3 separate regions of the Homo sapiens genome follow, and all the other regions are linked to region 1. A link is an interaction called in ENCODE POLR2A ChIA-PET data of the cell type or tissue named here. Cell type or tissue: A673. All regions are shown on one strand. Region 1 holds the start of HOXD11 (homeobox D11). Region 2 has its middle 93 kb from the start of LINC01117. Region 3 holds the start of LOC105373752 (a long non-coding RNA gene).

Region 1 (4,000 bases):
TCGGGTGGGGCCGCGCAGGCAAGGACAAGGCCACAGAGTCGGGGTCTTCACGGTAGGTTCTCGAGCGGGACGCGCGGGTCCGGAGGCTGCGGTTTTCCCTGGGTTTGGGGAATGGGGGTAGGAACTAGGAGGGAGCTGGGGCCAAAGAGCCAAGCGGGCTGGGACTGGAATGAAAGCGCTCTGGGTTGTGGAGTGGGTCGGGGGGCAAGGGTCCGCGCTAAGGAGCCGAAAGGGGCCGGCCGCCCCCTTCCCCTATGCACCGGCGCGCCACTGCAGATGGCTCACCCTCCCCCGCCAAATCGCTGCTCCCGCCGGAGCTGCCGTCGCCATGTCGTTGAACTTGAATGGTTCGTCCTCCCCTTTTCCCTCTTCGGCGGTCAGCAGGCTCCATACTGGGGGCGCCGGGCTGCCTGCACCCCACCCCGTGCCGCCAGTAGAGAGAAGGTGCGAGAATTTTGCGAATCCCCAGACACATAAAGACCCGGGTTGAAGTCCTCGCAGCTGCCCTGGGTCCTGAGCTACCGCAGGGCCAGTGTGCAGCGTCCAGGGAGCCATTTTAGGAGAGAGATCCAGGGGCGTCGACCACGAGCCCGAAAGGGAGAGGCTTGGGCCTGGGATGGAGATGGGGAGGCAGATAAGTGTGCTGGGGGTCTGGGTTGAGGAGAAGAATGTCAGCTGGAATCTGGGCGGGGGTGCCAGCTGCGGGGAGGGAGCACACAAGATGGGCAGTTCTAGTTGGGGGAGGCTCGATGCCCTCCAGTCGCCACAGACCTATTTGCGCAGTGTTGGGGGAGGGAAGAAGACATGGGAAGGGGCGGAGGAAGGAGAGAGGAAGGGAGAAAGGGAGGGAGGAGAAAAAGAGGAAGGGGGGGTACATCAGCCAGAAAATAGATATTAGCTCAGACCACCCGCCTTTTCTCTGTCTGTCCGCACGGTGGGCAGAGCGCACAGCACCGGCACTGCAGCAGCCCGGGCCAGGGAGGGAACCAGCATCACAGCCAGCGCCGCCTGCCCTGGGTATAGGACTGAGGCCCAGGCCCCAGCGCTGGGATTGCCTGGGCGGAGGAATCTTGGGGAAAGGGGCAGCCTCCTGCCCTCGGTTCTGGGATTTGGGTTTGGGAAGAGACGGTTTACCTTTGAAAAGCGTCTGCTCACTCGGAGGTGGGATCCCAGGCCTTGCCTGGACCCATGGGCTAGGAGAGGGTCGCGGCAGGCTGGGAGGAGAGTGAGGCCTTGGGGGAGTGGATGGGGTGCCCCACGAAGAGTCTGCCTCAGAGCCAGGTGACACAGAGGGGCTCCAGGAGGGAGTCAGGCTCCGCTGAGAGCCCTTAGAGAGACAACCTATCTTGGGGGAGGGGCTGAAGTGACCATGCAGACCCAAGGGTACCAGAAGAGCCTCGGGGAAACGCGGCGTGGATTCGCAGGCCTTGGCGGGGCTCCGAAGCAGTGAAGGGTCTAGGTATAAGGCGGACACCCAGGCTAGGCCTGAAAGCAGAGGGGTGAGGAGGACGAAGGTGCGAGTGTGTGGGGGTTGTCTCTTGTGGGGAGCCAGCGGGAAGCCAAGCACCCTAAGAGTAGGACTCCAGATCCTTTTGTTCACCAGACTCCCCAGATTCTAGGGAGGCTGGGGACCACGGGCTGAGCCCCCTCCTGGCTTCAGTGCTGAAGGAGAAGGCAGAGAGGCAACGGGGAGAGAGACAGAGACAGTGACACACAGCTTAGAGGAAAGGAGGGGAGAGGATGAGAGGACAGAGAGAGAGAGGAGAAGGGAGACAGGAAAGCAAGAGGAAGGAAGAAGGAAAGCGGAAAAGAAGAGGAAGGAGAGAAGTGAAGACAGGAGAGAGAAGGGAGAAGACTGAAGAGAAACGAGGCAAGGAGAAAGAGAGACAAGAACAGAGAGGGAAACCAGAGAGAAGGGAAGAGAGCCGGGTGGGCACGAAGGCCCCGGCCTGGGTGAGTGCCTAGGTGGTGAATGGCCTGGGTTTTTCCGAGGCCAGCACTCGCACCCTTGGGGTCAGAACCGGAAAGAGCCAAGTCACTCCACTCTGAACGCGCTGGGCAGAAAAATATGTAAATCAGGGCTCCCTGCGCCCTGGAGAGTGGCGAAATTACTCCCGCCCGGTGAACAAGAAGCAACAAGCTCCCAGGCGGGTGAGCTGCAGAGGGTGGCAGAGTCGCGGGGGAGGGAGCGGCTGCAGTAAGGGGGGTGGGGTTCGGAACCTCACACCCTCACACCTAGTTCCTAGCTTCTAGGGAGCCTGGAGCCGGGGCTTCCCCCCCTCTGCTCGCTGCTTCTCTCCCTTCCCCCTTCCTCCCCCTCTTCCCCCTCCTTCCTCCTCCCCGCCGGCCTCGGTCCGCGTACTTAAAGCGGCGCGGGAGGGCGGACGCGGGCGGGCGGCCCGTTCGGGCGGTGGCAGATGCGCCCAGCGGTGACAGCGGCCAGCGGCGCGCAGGTGACCGGCCTGAGGCGCAGCCTGGTCAGGGAGCGCCCGGGGAGAGCTGGCGGCAGAGGGCAGCCGATCCGCCCCCAGCGCGCGCGTCTCGGCGCCAGGAGCCGTCCCGGGGCGTGTTGGCGAGCGTTGATATAGATATAAGGACATTTCTCTTCATGGCGTCACGTGACATAATTACCACCAGAATCAATCAAGATGAATTGCACGTCAGCGCCCGGTGGGGATTTTTGCTTAGTTGATCCTGGCCCAAGCCTCTTGTGCAATCGATGGCTCAGGTTGGCTGCGCGGGGAGCGGCCAGAGGCTCGCTGGCGCGCACGCCGCGGAGTCATGAACGACTTTGACGAGTGCGGCCAGAGCGCAGCCAGCATGTACCTGCCGGGCTGCGCCTACTATGTGGCCCCGTCTGACTTCGCTAGCAAGCCTTCGTTCCTTTCCCAACCGTCGTCCTGCCAGATGACTTTCCCCTACTCTTCCAACCTGGCTCCGCACGTCCAGCCCGTGCGCGAAGTGGCCTTCCGCGACTACGGCCTGGAGCGCGCCAAGTGGCCGTACCGCGGCGGCGGCGGCGGCGGCAGCGCGGGGGGCGGCAGCAGCGGGGGCGGCCCCGGCGGGGGCGGCGGCGGCGCGGGGGGCTACGCTCCCTACTACGCGGCGGCGGCGGCGGCGGCTGCGGCGGCCGCGGCGGCCGAGGAGGCGGCCATGCAACGCGAGCTTCTCCCGCCCGCGGGCCGCCGGCCGGACGTGCTCTTCAAGGCGCCTGAGCCGGTGTGCGCTGCGCCGGGGCCGCCGCACGGCCCCGCGGGCGCCGCCTCCAACTTCTACAGCGCGGTGGGCCGCAATGGCATCTTGCCACAGGGCTTCGACCAGTTCTACGAGGCAGCGCCCGGGCCCCCGTTCGCCGGGCCGCAGCCCCCGCCGCCACCCGCGCCGCCACAGCCCGAGGGCGCAGCCGACAAGGGCGACCCCAGGACCGGGGCTGGTGGCGGCGGGGGCAGTCCCTGCACCAAGGCGACCCCTGGCTCGGAGCCCAAGGGGGCAGCAGAAGGCAGCGGTGGCGACGGCGAGGGCCCCCCGGGAGAGGCGGGGGCCGAGAAGAGCAGCAGCGCAGGTAGGCACCGGGTACTGGGCAAGCGGTGGGCCCGGGGGCCGCGGGGGAGGGGGGGGGGGCGGAGGCCTCCCTCTGCTTGCGCCTTTTTATGTGCTACTTTATAAGCATTCGAAGAGGTTTATACATCCTATAAGATTTCCTGGGCCGTTGTAAAGTGTGTTTATGGTAGGAAACCAATTTAGGTGGGCTTAAGGTAGACTTCGAGGAGGACATTAATAGCTGTCGAGAGCCTTTTCCCAGTTTTGGGCAGGGGGTTGCTAGATACCATGGAGGGAGGGAGGGAGGGAGATTTCAAGCCAGTGTGAGTGCATACACCGGAGCCTCCTGCTTTTAAGGGAGAGAGGCGGGGGGTGGGGAAGTGGGGGGAGTTTGATCCTTGCACTGGACTTTATCCAAGCCGCTAGCTGACGCGCGCCGCTGGAGTCAAGCAGATGCCCC
Region 2 (4,000 bases), 620 kb after region 1:
CTGCCTCCTGGGTTCAAGCGATTCTCCTGCCTCAGCCTCCTGAGTAGCTGGGATTACAGGTGCCCGTGACTACGCCCAGCTAATTTTTGTATTTTTAGTAGAGATGGGGTTTCACCATGTTGGCCAGGCCGGTCTCAAACTCCTGACTTCAGGTAATCCACCTGCCTTGGCCTCCCATAGTGCTGGGATTACAGGCATGAGCCACTGAGCCCGGCCTCCGATAAGCCTTTTTAATAGCAAGTGTCACAATGGACCATAGGTGGAACACAGTGTCTTCCTTTACAATCTGTAAGCACGTCTGGGACCCAGATTTATTCATCTAAGAATCCCAGGGCATAGCACTGTGCCGGTATGCTCAAAGTTTGCTAAATGAATGAATGATATATCCTATGGAGAAAGATGCCAGATTTATACATTGCCATTTAAATCATATATATTTTCATTTCACAATCTCCAAATTGTGTAATGAAAGTAGGCAACTCCCTGTGATGGTGACAGAACTCCATATTCTGTGTTCTGAAAAGTATGTAATGATAGTAAAATATTGAATGCAGTTATCCACATTTAATTCAAGAGATTGGCAACATGGCTGCATTTGCAATTTTTTGGTAGTGGGAGCAAGGGTAAATGAAGAATTTAATATATTCTGTGCAGGATTCCCCTTTTTTTCTGACGGAAAAAAAAGTAACTTTTACTTATTTATCTATAACCTTTGTATAGCTCTATTTTTTCAGCTGGTTCTTCCTATCCAGCTTCAGGGTCTAAATAGGGGTTGGTCCAAGGCTAGCTAAAACCCTGGATGGGATGAGTCTGGCACCTATTCCTGTGACTATTGATTCTGGGGCTGTGCCAGGTCTCTGGGGATTGGAAAGATTCCCTATCTGAGGCTACTTGGCTATGAAAACTTGTCCTCCAGCTCTTGCCAACTAAAACACAGTAGGAGAAAATGTTGTGTGGCAACCGGGTATAAACACAACAGTTGGAATGCTTCAGAAACAAGTTTGGATTTCCTGGCTAAATGTATTCAATGTTAAAACAACAATAACAGTGTTAAAAACACATTTGGGGATTGTTAGAATGCCTTACCCACTGGTTCTGATTATTATGCTTAGAGGCTTATTGGATATACTGGTGTCTCTGAGAAATATTTTCTTAGGGACTATGTTCAAGGTTATGTCTATACAGACATGTTGAGGTGAAGAAATCCCAACACCTATGGAATAATGAAAGGGAAGTAAAGATATGTGGGTTCTACTTTTGTCTGTAACCTGATGAGCTCTGAAAGTTTGGGTAAATCATGTCTCTGACTCAGTTTTCTCATCTGTAAAGTGGGTAGGTCACTTATAGAAGTCTCTGAAGTGCCTCCTAGTACTGAAGCTTGATGAGCTTTGCTCTCCTCTGAAATTGACCAAATGTCCTCAGTCCAGTATGTTTGTGCTTGAGTAGAGATGAAAGGCTCTTAGTTTTTAAATCATGGCTTTTGATGTTAGCACAGGGACAGAAAACCTCATTAATTTTTCACCCAGGGACTACCTAGTGGGGCAAGGCCTTTTTATGAGTTGAATTGTGTGTCTCCACCACTGACCCTCCCCACAAGAAAATATATGGTATATTGAAGTCCTAATCCCAGTTCTTAGAAATGTAGCCTTCATTGGAAATAGGGTCTTTGAAGATTTAAGCAAGTTAAAATAAAGTTAACCATTTCACATTTCTACCTGTCTGATCTCACTTAATCCTCACAAGACCTCTGCAAAGCACATGTCATCATTTTTTCCATTTACAGGTAAAGAATTGGAAGTGCAGAGAAGTTAAATAATTTTCTAAAAGCCTGTGGCTAGTAGGAATAGAGCCAGGGCTCAAACCTAGGTGTATCTGCCTCTAACACCTGGGCTTTTAGCCACTACTCCATCAGCCTTCTGTAGAGAGGTTATCTGGCCATGGGTAATTCAGAAGTCACTCAGATCTGAGAGTGTATTATGTGTGCCATCCCTAGTCAAATCTCCAACCAAATAAAATGTTTTGACCAGGTCAAGGCGACTCATATAAAGATGAAATCATATAATAATGAACACAAATAGATTATTTTCCACATTGTCGAAGACTTTTGTCCAAACAACATGATTTAATATTTGCCAAATGCCCACTGCAAGTTGAGCAGAGGAGGCACCATCATCATGCACTGGCATTTCTCAGGGTTTCAATATTGGAAACAAAATAGCAACAACTATTCTCTAGTGTCAGGTAATGATCTTGAGAGAGATATATTATTCTCACTCTATCCCTACCCATGTATCTATTGCATAAGAGGGAGCATTTCACAGATACAACTCAGATTTATGGGTAACATAAATCCAATTATTCTTAAATAAGATTTGTCTTTGTCATCTGATCAGCTCTGTAGCATTCTTAACTCTTTGTCTATGTTTACTAGGCAATCCCATTTGGTAAACACCACCCAAGCATGCTCTCAAACACACTGTCTTTTAGAAATCAATGTAAATGTAATTCTACCAACATCAGCTAAGATAATAAGATCTGAAAGGTCTTAATGCTACCAGACATGCTATGAATAATAGCTGTAAATGCAACTCAATGATTGATTCAACCGATGACAATGAAGGTCCTGGGGAAAATGAGCATTTGATTTTCTCATATTCCCTGGTACATTCTAAAGTACCTTTAATTTTGGGATTGGCTCTCAGGCTCATTGTGGTATCACTACACACATTATTGGAGCAGAGCCTGCAAAAGGAAGAGAAACTGCAAAAGTAGAGAAAGTTGATTTCATTGCTGTGTCCCACTCTGTCTTAGAAAGAACCTAAATCATCAACATGTATGTTTTATCTATTCCCTTTAAACACATCTGCTTACTTCCTAGGACTGCCATAACAAAGTACTACAAACTAGGTGGCTAAAAGCAACAGAAATTTATTGTCTCACAGTTCTGGAGGCCAGAAGTCCAAAGTCAAGATGTTGGCAGAGTTGGCTTGTAGATGCATCGCTGCAATCCTCTGTCTTCACAGGGTTTTATCCCTGTGTCTCTGTGTCTTCACACGGCTGTCTTATAAAGACACCAGTTATATCCAGACTACACCAGCACAACCTCATCTTAACTAATTACATTTGCAATGACCGTCTTTTCAAATAAAGTCACATTCTGAAATGCTGAGGGTTAGGACTTCAACATCTCTTTTGACAGGGGGGACATAATTCAACCTAAAACACTCAAGTAAATAAACATTAGAATTCATAGCTCTATAGCAGTTAGGTTAAAAGTCAGACAAAATATTTACCAAAACTATAATAGAGAATATGGAAGTCTCAGTTATAAGCAGTATTTGGTTATAAGTATTTTTTTTTTACATTTTAAGTTATAAAATAGTTAATACTAAAAAAGAAAGAAAATGTCAGATAAGGAAAGTACTATGCAGTGGATTAAAATATGGTGATGTGACAGAAAGTAACTGATTGGCTTCCTTGGATTAGAATATCAAGAAGGGGTTCTTTGGGGTGGTGATATTTAAGCCGAGATCTAAGTGAAAAGAGCGAATGAGCCATATGAAGATAAGAGAGAAAGCTTTCCAGACTAAGGGATGAGAATGTACAAAGGCTCTAGGCAAGGCAAGCCTGGCAAATAAAAAGGTTGGTGACTAGAATTTTATAGGTGAGGACAAACTAGAATCACAGTTTAGCATGGGCTTTAACTTTACAGAAAAGGGATTATATTTTGTTCTAGGACCAATGAGCTACTATTTGTGTTAGTCCATTTTGCATGGCTGTAAAAGAATTCTTGAGACTGGGTAATTTGTAAAGAAAAGAAGTTTATTTGGCTCATGGTTCTGCAGACTGTACAAGAAGCATGGTGCTTTCTTGTCTCTGGTGAGGCTTCAGGGGGCTTTCAATCACGGCAGAAGGTGAAAGGGGAGCAGGCACATGGCAATAGAGGGAGCAAGAGAGAATAGAGGAAGTGCCAGACTCTTTAAACAACTGTGAATGAATA
Region 3 (4,000 bases), 650 kb before region 1:
TATTTTCTTTGTATGACAGGAGAACTCAGTGATCTTCATTCTCCATCCTTGCTTCTGGTTATGTTAAAATGGAAGAAATAAAGAAATGTAGGAAACCCTATGTCAAGGTAATAATCTGGGTTGCATGACTGTTGTCTTGCTACAAAATCGTATGTTGAATGTCAGATATGTAATTTTTTTTTCCTTGCATTCCTTTGTACCTACCCTGTTCTCACCTTAGATACAAGGATATTGCCAGCTGATGGGGGAGAAGATCATGAGCTCAGAGATGCAACAGAGAAAAATCACATTAATAATTTTTTACAAGATTTCTTCATTATATGCTTGTTCGGAGGCAATCCTGACATAGATACTTCTACTTTGAGCTGTGTGCCCTCCTTCTCTACTTCTTGTAATATGAACTTCTATTATGAGAGAAGTTGGCTTTGTCTCCTCAAATCTTCAGGAGACAAATTAATTTCTGGGCATAAGATATTAAGTTTTTTTTAATGGAATTATGAAATTTCTCAAAGACACATAAAGGTGAAGGAAATTAAAGTAGCAGCATGCAAGTTTCTACCATACAGATAAGAATCTTTAGATAGGACCTACGAACTTCAAGTTTATAAAGACATCAATCAACCTTAAAAGATATAGGCCTGGCATGGTGGCTCACACCAGCAATCCCACCACTTTGGGAAGCTGAGGTGGGCAGATCACCTGAGTTCAGGAGTTCAAGACCACCCTGGCCAACATGGTGAAACTCTATCTCTACTGTCTCTAATAAAAATACAAAAATTAGCCAGGCATGGTGATGCATGCCTGTAACCCCAGCTACTGGAGAGGCTGAGGCATGAGAATCAGTTGAACCCGGGAGGTGGAGGTTGCAGTGAGCCGAGATTGCACCACTGCATTCCAGCCTGGGTGAAAGAGTGAGACTCCATCTCAAAACAAACAAACAAAAACAAATATAAAACACAAAAAAACTTTAAAAGATGTAAAAAATATTTAAAACTTTTTGCTGTCAGTCCAAATATCTTCTTTAAATTCTCCTAGTGTTTTTGGCTTCAGATTGTGCCACTCTAAAGTTAATAATCTAACTACAGGGCTAAAATCAAATTATTTGATAGGACACAATTGGGAGATGCAAAAATCAGGTACATAGGATGCATTCTATTGTTGACTTCCTGAAATGCCATTTGTAGGCTGAGGATTGAGAAGAAGAATATATAATATAATTCTTTTAGTTTGAAAATAAAATCATTTCTTACTTCAGGTAATCTGTATCTCTGGCCTCCTTGTCTGACTGAGTGGATTCATTGCTCCTGTATGTGTTATCACAGAAGTGAACTTGTAAGTAAATGACACTATAGAGTATCATTTATGCATTCTCAATACATGCTTCCATTTTTGTTTATGTATTTTTATTTCAGTAGTTTTTGGGGAACAAGTGGTATTGGGCTACATGAATAAATTCTTTAGTGGCGATTTCTGAGATTTTGGTGGACCGGTCACCTGAGCAGTGTACACTGTACCCAGTATGTAGTCTTTTATCCCATACCCTCTTCCTACTCTACCCTCTAAGTCCCCAAAGTCCATTATATCATTCTTATGCCTTTGCATTCTCATAGCTTAGATCCCACTTGTGAGTGACATTTATTTGGTTTTCCATTCCTGAGTTACTTCACTTAGAATAGTGGCCTCCAGCTGAGTTACTTCACTTAGAATAGTGGCCTCCAGCTGAGTTACTTCACTTAGAGTAGTGGCCTCCAGCTCCATCCAAGTTGCTGCAAAAGACATTATTTTGTTCCTTTTTCAATACATGCTGTTTAACTGCCCATGTTTCACGATGTTTCTTGTTTAGTTCAGAGAATGTTTGTGAAGGTAAATGGAACACAATCCAATGCAATTGCCTCATTCTGTGGATTGAGAAGGGGTGGAATGATCTCTTCTGGAGCCAGTGGGAGGCAGACCTGGGATTCAGAGCCCTTTCCTGCCTGGAGCAGCCTGGTGCTCTTCCCAGAACCGCCGCCTGGCACCACACCGCCTCCCTTCTGCTGATTAACAGAAACGAACCACCATACATTCTGGTATCAAGAATGTCGTAAAGTTTAAATTGGACTATCTTGTAATTAGCTACATTTTAAAGGTTTGGAGGTGGGCTCAGCACTTTGCTTCAGCACATTAACTGCTTCACAAGGAGAAAGAGGAATTTAAACAGAAGGCAAAAAGGGAAAACATGTTCTTTATTTGGGAGCAATGAAATCGGTTTCAATGATATTGGATTATAATGGGCCAATTTTTATCTAGAATCTGTGTCCCTGGAAACACAAACCTCAAAAAAAAATTTTCACATATTTTTTAGATTTTCCTCAACAATGGTATAGAAAGTTTACCTACTTGTGGCTATTTTTATATGCCTTGGGTTTTTTTTTTACATATAGCCTTTTCTAAGAAGCACTTATGTTCTGCATTGTCTTTTTTTTTTTTTTTGACAGAGTCTTGCTCTGTTGCCCAGGCTGGAGTGCAGTGGTGCGATCTCGGCTCACTGCAAGCTCCACCTCCCAGGTTCATGCCATTCTCCTGCCTCAGCCTCCCGAGTAGCTGGGACTGCAGGTGCCTGCCACCACGCCCAGCTAATTTTTTTTGTATTTTCAGGAGAAACGGGGTTTCACATGTTAGCCAGGATGGTCTTGATCTCCTGACCTTGTGATCCGCCCGCCTCAGCCTCCCAAAGTGCTGGGATTACAGGTGTGAGCCACTGTGCCTGGCCCTGCATTGTCTTAATAGAAAGAAGATATTTATTTGTCTTAATGGAAAGAAACTTAGAGGTAGAAATACCAGTTGACCCAGCAATCCCATTACTGGATATATACCCCCCAAAATATACATTTTTCTATGATAAAGATACATGCATGTGTATGTTCATTGCAGCACTATTCACAACAGCAAAGACGTGGAATCAGCCTAAATGCCCATGAATGACAGACTGGATAAAGAAAATGTGGTACATATACACCATGGAATACTATGCAGCCATAAAAATTAACGAGATCATGTCCTTTGCAGGGACATGAATGGAGTTGGAAGCCATTATCCTCAGCAAACTAATGCAGGAACAGAAAACCAAACACTGCATGTTCTCACTTATAATTGGGAGCTGAATGATAAGGACACATGGACACATGGTAGGGGAACAACACACACTGAAGCCTGTTGGTGGCGGGGACTGGGGGAGTGAGAGCATTAGGAAGAATAGCTAATGCATGCTGAGCTTAATACCTAGGTGATGGGTTGATCTGTGCAGCAGACCACCACTGTACACCTTTACCTAGGTATCAAACCTGCACATCCTGCACATGTACCCCTGAACTTAAAATAAAAGTTGAAAAAAAAAAGAAGATCCAAATTTTTTATGTCCAAATTTAAGACGCTCCATGATCTAATTATATTTCTAAGTATGTGTACTGTATTACTTCTATTTTTGCCTCTGATTTTCAAATTGTACCAGCTAACACCGATTTGTTGCTTTTTTTGTGGGGTTGGGGGGCTTATTTGTTTTTTCCACTTTTTTTTAATTGTTAATTTTTTAGAGTACATAGTACGTGTACGTATTTGTGGCATATGTGAGATATTTTGGTATAGGCATGCAATGCATAATAATCACATCATGGGAAATTGGGTCTCCATCCCCTCAAGAATTAATCCTTCATGTTATGAACAGTTCAATTATGCTCTTTTAGTTATTTTTACATGTACAATTAAATTATTATTGACTAGAGGAGCCAGGCGCAGTGGCTCAACACTTTGGGAGGCTGAGGTGGGTGGATTGCTTGAGCCCATGAGTTCAAGATCAGCCTGGGCAACATGACGAAATCCCATCTCTACTAAAAATACAAAAAATTAGCCAGGTGGACATGGTGGCACATGCCTGTAGTCCCAGCTACTCAGGAGGCTGATGTGGGAGAATCATCTGAGCCCAGGAGGTCGAGGCTGCAGTGAGATCACACCACTAGATCGG

What was found. Peaks named below come from ENCODE experiments on the same cell type or tissue, not always from the same donor. Only the 100,000 strongest peaks of a DNase experiment are listed, where the experiment ranks them.
Region 2: POLR2A ChIA-PET joins it to region 1 with 5 read pairs; 2 of 35 experiments call an interaction of 5 or more read pairs at or near these places.
Region 3: POLR2A ChIA-PET joins it to region 1 with 11 read pairs; 1 of 35 experiments calls an interaction of 5 or more read pairs at or near these places.

Annotation. Positions count from the first base shown.
Region 1 is chr2:176,104,575-176,108,574 of GRCh38, forward strand. HOXD11 (homeobox D11) reads left to right here and starts at 2,706. Exons shown (of 2, transcript NM_021192.3): 1 at 2,706-3,562. The coding sequence starts at 2,782. RefSeq lists an enhancer at 1-562. In A673, no CTCF peak of the experiment used is centred here; DNase peaks (open chromatin) are centred at 867, 2,257, 2,657, 3,957 and 3 weaker places; H3K4me3 peaks cover 3,863 bases; H3K27ac peaks cover 3,955 bases.
Region 2 is chr2:176,729,014-176,733,013 of GRCh38, forward strand. No RefSeq gene overlaps it. Among named protein-coding and RNA genes, the nearest start is that of LINC01117, 93 kb to the left of the region's middle. In A673, no CTCF peak of the experiment used is centred here; no DNase peak of the experiment used is centred here.
Region 3 is chr2:175,453,353-175,457,352 of GRCh38, forward strand. It overlaps LOC105373752 (a long non-coding RNA gene), which reads left to right and starts at 1,254. Exons shown (of 3, transcript XR_923596.2): 1 at 1,254-1,332. In A673, a CTCF peak has its summit at 2,037; a DNase peak (open chromatin) is centred at 1,759; H3K27me3 peaks cover 332 bases.